2 separate regions of the Homo sapiens genome follow, and region 2 is linked to region 1. The links are chromatin contacts, found by POLR2A ChIA-PET in ENCODE. All regions are on one chromosome and are shown on one strand. The core of a region is the stretch at or near the end of the contact, and the rest is flanking DNA. Distances in the headings are between cores, read along the strand shown.

Region 1 (3,361 bases), core at 369-2,868:
TGTTGATATTTTGACTTCCTCCATGAATCATGAATATCTTTTTCTTTCCTTTTTTTTTTTTTTTTTCCAGACGAGGTCTCACTCTGTCACCCAGGCTGGAGTGCAGTGGCACAATCATGGCTCACTGCACCCTCGACCTCTCAGGCCCAAACGATCCTCTCACTTCAGCCTCCTGAGTAGCTGAGAGCACAAGAGCACACCACCATGCCTGACTAACTTTTTCACTTTTTGTAGACAGGGTCCCCCTGTGTTGCCAGGCTGGTCTCAAACTCCTAGGCTCAAGTGATCCTCATGCCTCAGCCTCCCAAAATGCTATGATTACAAGCATGAGCCACCATTCCCAGCCCTTGAATGTTCTTAATGGCCTCTAGAATGGTGGATTCTTTCCAGAGGTTTTCAATTCACTTTGCCCAGATCCATCAGAGGAATCATTGTCTATGGCAGCTATAGCTTTACAAAATACATTTCTTAAATGATAAGACTTGAAAGTCAAATTTGTTCCTTGTTCCATGAGCTGCAGAATAGATTTTGTGTTAGCAAGCATGAAAACAACATTCATCTCCTTGTATGTCTCCATCAGAGATCCTGGGTGACCAGGTACATTGTCAATGAGCAGTAGTATTTTGAAAGGAGTAGGTTTCAACAGTGGGCTTAAAATATTTGGTAAACTGGCCGGGCACGGTGGCTCACACCTGTAATCCCAACACTTTGGGAGGCCGAGGTGGGCAGATCACCTGAGGTCAGGAGTTCGAGACCAGCCTGACCAATATGATGCAACCCTGTCTTTACTAAAAACACAAAAATTAGCCAGGCATGGGGGCATGCGCCTGTAATCCCAGCTACTCGGGAGGCTGAGACAGGAGAATTGCTTGAACACGGGAGGCAGACATAGCAGTGAGCTGAGATCGCACAATTGCACTCCAGCCTGGGCAACAAGAGCGAAACTCCATCTCAAAAAAAAAAAAAAATATATATATATATATATATATATATTTGGCAAACCATGCTGTAAATAGATGAGCTGTCATCCAAGCTTTGTTGTTTCTTTGATAGATCACAGGCAGAATAGATTTAGCATAATTATTAAAGGCCCTAGAAGCCTGGCGTGGTGGCTCACGCCTGTAATCCCAACACTTTGTGAGGCCAAGGAGGGCGGGTCACTTGAGGTCAGGAGTTTGAGACCAACCTGGCCAATATGGTGAAACCCCGTCTCTACTAAAAATATAAAAGTTAGCAGGGCGTGGTGGCGGGTGCCTGTAATCCCAGCTACTCAGGAGGCTAAGGCAGAAGAATCACTTGAACCTTGAGGGGTGGAAAATTCATAAAGACCCTAGGATTTTCAGAATGGTAAACATTGACTTTAACTTGAAGTCACCAGCTGCCCTGGCCCCTAATGAGAAAGTCAGCCTGTTCTTTGAAACTTTGAAGCCAGGCATTGACTTCTCCTTTCTAGCTATGAAAGTCGTAGATGGCATCTTTTTCCAAGAGAAGACTGTTTTGCCTACATTAAAATCTGTTGTTTAGCATAGCCACTGTCACCAATTATCTTAGCTAGATCTTCCGACTAACTTGCTGTGGTTTCTATGTCAGCACTTGCTGCTTCACCTTTACGTTGTGGAGACAGCTTCTCTCGTTAAACCTCAAGAACCAAGCTCTGCTAGCTTCTAACTTTTCTTCTGCAGCTTCCTCCCCTCTGTCAACCTTCACAACATTGAAGAGATTTAGGATCTTGCCTTGGATTAGGATTCAACTTAAGGGAATGTTGTGGCTGGTTTGATCTTCTAATCAGACCACTTGAACTTCCTTCCTGTCAGCAAATAAAGCTGTTTTGCTTTTTTATCATTTGTGTGTTAACTGGAGTAGCACTTTTAATTTCCTTCAAGAACATTTTCCTTTATTCACAGCTTGGCTAACTGGTACAAGAGGCCTAGCTTTGGGCCTATCTCAGCTTTCAACACGACTTCCTCAGTAGGCCTAATCATTTCTAGCTTTTGATTTCTAGTGAGAGACCTGTGACTCTTTCTTTCACATGAACACTTAGAGGCCATTGTAGGGTTATTAACTGGCCTACTTTCAATATTGTTGTGTCTTAGGGAATAGGGAATCCCCAGGAGAAAGAGAGAGATGAAGAACAGCTCGTCAGTGAGGCAGTCAGAACATACACATTTGTTGATTGTTTGCTGCCTTATATGGGCACCATTTGTAGCACCCCAAAACAATTCTATTAGTAACACCAAAAAATCACTGATCACAAATCATCATAACACATATAATAATAATGAAAAACTTTGAAACATCATGAGAATTACCAAGATGTGACACAGAGACATGAAATGAGCACATGCTGATAGAAAAATGGCGTCAACAGACTTGCTCAACACAGGGTTGCCGCAAACCTTCAATTTATTTAATAATAAAATAAAAAGGCAGTGTCTGAAGTACAATAAAATAAGGTATGCTTATAATTTTTCTTCTTTTGAATTATTTCTTTTAGAAGTTGCTTTAGTAGGCCTCGCATAGTGGCTCACGCCTGTAATCCCAGCACTTTGGGAGGCCGAGGTGGGAGGATCATTTGAGGTCAGGAGTTCAAGACTAGCCTGGCCAACATGGCGAAACCCCGTCTCTACTAAACATACAAAAAAATTAGCCGGGCATGGAGGCGCGTGCCTGAATTTCAACTACTTGGGAGGCTGAGGCAGGAGAATCGCTTGCACCTGGGAAACGGAGGCTGCAGTGAGCTGAGATTGTGCCACTGCACTCCAGCTTAGGGGACAGAGTGAGACTCTGTGTCAGAAAAAAAAAAAAAAAAGAAGAAGTTGCTTTAGTGGAGTAGTCTGTTGGTAGAAACCTCTGTTTTTGTTTGTCTCTAAAGGGTTTTGTTTTGCTTTTTTTTTTTTGAGACAGAGTCTCGCTCTGTCACTCAGGCTGGAGTGCAGTGGCACAATCTTGGCTCACTGCCACCTCCACTTCCCAGATTCAAGAGACTCTCCTCAGCCTCCTGAGTAGCTAGGACTACAGGCGTCCCACCACCATGCCTGGCTAATTTTTTTTTATTTTTAGTAGAGACGGGGTTTCACCATGTTGGCCAAACTGGTCTCGAACTCCTGACCTCAGGTGATCCCCCTGCCTCGGCATTCCAAAGTGCTGGGATTACAGGCATGAGCCACCGTGCCTAGCCGTGTGTTCATATATTTAGATACAGGCTCACTCTGTCACCCAGGCTGGAGTGCAGTGGTGCAATCAAAGCTCACTGCAGCCTCAAACTCCTGGACTCAGTGATTTTCTTGCCTCAGCCTCCTGAGTAGCTGGGACTGCAGGTGCGTACTACTGTGCCCAGCTAGTATATTTTTTAGATAAAGCA
Region 2 (3,361 bases), core at 321-2,820, 490 kb before region 1:
GCTTTCCTTAAATGAAGAAGTAAAGGATCCAGCAGTGCAAGAGGTATCTGGAGGCTTGGAGGGAGGCTCTTTCCTTCCTTGAGCCTCAGTTTCCCAATGGGGCTGGACTAGATAACCTCAGATCTTCTTGAGCTTTGACCTTCTCAAAGCCTGGAAGGGACCCTGTCCTCTCTTCCTTCTCCAGAGGGGGCAGAGGAGTGCCTCAGTCACTGAATACTCTTTCTCGTGTTCTGGCCCCTGGGCTGGGTGAGGGAGTGATCGGTCTGTCCTGTGGGAAGGTGAGAGAGGGCCGGTCTCATCCTCATCCTTCTCTATGTGCTCTTGCTACCCTGGACAGAGAAACACAAACAGGTGACACAGGAATGGAGATAAAAGCCCAGCCTCCTCCCCTCTGCCCATTGGTGGTTCTAGGTTTTTTAAGGACTGTGATAAGTGTTTGGCCTTTTCAGTGTACACAGACCTGTGTGCCTCCTGGGGACCAAAGTTCAGAGCACACAAGCACAGTGGACCCTCATCAGACTTCCACATGGCCTCTGATAACTTGATTGATTGGCTGATTTCTTCATTCCTCAACATGTGTTTCTTTCAGCAGAAATGGCTGCTGAGTGCTTGGGATGGGGGTGGGGCAGCAGGAGAGGTTGACCCATGCATCTTTGTTCATGCCCCCAGGTTGCACTTGCATGATATGGCAGGGGTCTGGGACAAGGGAACACTTACTCATAACTCAAGGTAGAAGGGATGAGTCAATGGGGAGCCACAAAGCAAGCATGCTCTTCATTGAAGGCTTTAATGTTCCTTTGACAGTGTAGGAGTGAGCTAAAGAAGCTCTTAGTTTGCTTTCTCATGTGAGCCGATGGTCTGTTTGTGAGATGAGAGGTTAGACCAGACCGTCTCTCTGATCCCTTCTACCTGTGACATGGTCAGCTGCTGGGGTGAGAGGGGGGTGCATACCAGGACATACCTCTGCCTCCTCAAGAGAGCTCCATTGCTCCAGCTCCCTGCCAGGGCACTACTCTTCCTCCTGGGGAGGATCTTTGTGGGAGTCAGCTCGACTTAGGGAGCTGCACCGCCTCCTGGGGAGTTTTCCCAGCATCCTAAGATCAGGTCTGTTTTGCATCTCTCCCCACTGCTCCTGTTGCCCTTGTTCTTAGTCTGGAATCCCCAGGTCTGGACACTCGTTCTCACCTGCCTTGTCCTTTCCCTGTGTCTCCTTCCTTACCCTCCTGTTCCTTTCACAAAGTAGCAGGGATGCCCTCAGTCAGTGACTTTTATGCTCTGCCTCATGCTTTGACGCCCATGTCTTTATCAGCTTCCTAGCATAACCAGAGGAGTCAGAAGGACAGGACGCCTCAGTGCCATTTTACAGATGATAAAAGTGAGGGTCTAAGAGATTGGCCATTTTTCCAAGGCCCCCTGCAGTAAGACAGAGGGAGTGATGAGGCTCAGATTCAGGGCTCTTGAGGCCAAGCACCTGTCTATCAGCCCTCCTTTCACTGGCTACCTTTTTTGCCACTGCCCAGCCTTTCTGCAGATGTCCCTAAGGTAGAGGTGTTGGAACGGGAGCTGGCCTGGCTGAAGGAGCATCTGTCCCAGCTGGAGTCCCCTGTGGTGTTTTGTCACAATGACCTGCTCTGCAAGAATATCATCTATGACAGCATCAAAGGTATGGCTTCTCTGGCCCTGGGGCAGCAGCAGGGTTTTGGTTGGTTGGTTAGCTGGCTTCACGGAGCTGTTCTTCCGGCTGGCACTTGGACAAGCAAAAGTTAGACCTTGATTTAGGTCTTAAGTTAATTTGTAGGAGGGAAGGGGGAAAGGAAATAAAAAATTCCCACTTTGAAAAGTCTGTGCCAAGGGCCAGTCTCAGTGGCTCATGCCTATAATCCCAGCAGTTTGGGAGGCCAAGGCATGTGGATTGCTTAAGCCCAGGAATTCAAGACCAGCCCAGGCAATGTGGTGAGACCCTGTCTCTACAAAAAAAATACACAAAACTTTTCCTGGTATGGTGGTACATGCTATAGTCCTAGCTCCTCGGGAGGCTGAGGCAGGAGAATCACTTGAGCCTGGGAGGTGGAGGCTGCAGTGAGCCATGATGGAGCCACTACACTCCAGCCTGGGCAACAGAGCAAGACCCTATTTAAAAAAAAAAAAAAAGTCTGGCCAGGCGCGGTGGCTCATGCCTGTAATCCCAGCACTTTGGGAGGCTAAGGCGGGTGGATCATGAGGTCAGGAGTTCAAGACCAGCCTGGCCAACATGGCGAAACCCCATCTCTACTAAAAATACAAAAATTAGCTGGGCATGGTGGTGTGCGCCTGTAATCCTAGCTACTCAGGAGGCTGAGGCAGGAGAATCGCTTGAACCAGGGAGGCAGAGGTTGCAGTGAGCCGAGATCATGCCACTGTACTCCAGCCTGGGCGACAGAGCGAGACTCTGTCTCAAAAAAAAAAAAGACAAAAACAAACAAACAAAAATCTGTGCCAAGAAAGAGAGAGAACGAACACATCCTGGTGTTGCTGATGAGGGCATCACCCCAGGGCGTATTAATACTTAGCTTTATTCCTGATCCTTAGCCATGCTGAGGACAGCTGTCTTTAGATGAGGAGAGCCTGAAGATCCAGCTGTGTGAGAGGGACACTGGGAGCTGGGAAGGGCAGATGGATGGATGGATGGATGGATGGATGGATGGATGGATGGATGAATGGAAGTAGCTTGGAAGACTGCTGCAGTGATGGGATTGGGCAGGGTTGCTGCAGAGGCCGGCATCACTCAGTGGGTGCATCCCAGAGGTCTGTGGAAGCTTGACCAGGCTCTGTTGCCAGATCTCCTGGGCCAACTCTCATCGATTCTCCTCTACTTCATAGGTCACGTGCGGTTCATTGACTATGAATATGCTGGCTACAACTACCAAGCTTTTGACATTGGCAACCATTTCAATGAGTTTGCAGGTGAGAGGGGCATTTCTACAGTCATGTGCTTTGTAGCGGTGTTTCAGTCAATGACTGACCGCATGTAGATGGTGGTCCTATGAGATTACTGTATATTTACGGTAATAGGTACCATATTTTTACTGTACCTTTTCTATGTTTAGACATGTTTAGATACGTAAATACTTAGCATTGTGTTACAGTTACCCACAGTATTCAGTATAGTAACATGCTGTACAGGTTTGTAGCTCAGGAGCAACAGGCTATACCATGCAGCCTAGGTGTGTAGTAGGCTATCCCATCTAGGTTTGTGTAAGTACACTGATGATCACACAAAATCACCCGATGGTGCATTTCTCAGAAGGTATCCCTGTCATTAGGCAATACAGGACTATATTTGACCAACGTTCAAAGCACCCTCTTTAGGATGGGGACCAGG

Evidence for each region. ChIA-PET counts read pairs that join two places held with the same protein, here RNA polymerase II (POLR2A).
Region 2: POLR2A ChIA-PET joins it to region 1 with 11 read pairs in activated CD4-positive, alpha-beta T cell. The contact joins the promoter of ERLNC1 here to the enhancer-like site in region 1. POLR2A ChIA-PET finds 5 or more read pairs at or near these places in 2 of 52 experiments (SK-N-SH and activated CD4-positive, alpha-beta T cell).

The regions. Positions count from the first base shown.
Region 1 is chr1:203,651,593-203,654,953 of GRCh38, reverse strand. All of the region lies in intron 1 of ATP2B4 (ATPase plasma membrane Ca2+ transporting 4), which reads right to left. Among named protein-coding and RNA genes, the nearest start is that of ATP2B4, 26 kb to the right of the region's middle. Within about 2 kb of position 1,618, at least 5 of the 41 ENCODE cell types and tissues checked have a DNase peak (open chromatin) inside an H3K27ac peak, as active enhancers do.
Region 2 is chr1:204,139,617-204,142,977 of GRCh38, reverse strand. ERLNC1 (estrogen receptor responsive lncRNA 1) reads right to left here and starts at 1,570. Exons shown (of 3, transcript NR_123739.1): 1 at 1,502-1,570; 2 at 718-1,413; 3 at 1-329. ETNK2 (ethanolamine kinase 2) reads left to right here. Exons shown (of 8, transcript NM_018208.4): 4 at 1,521-1,663; 5 at 2,860-2,943.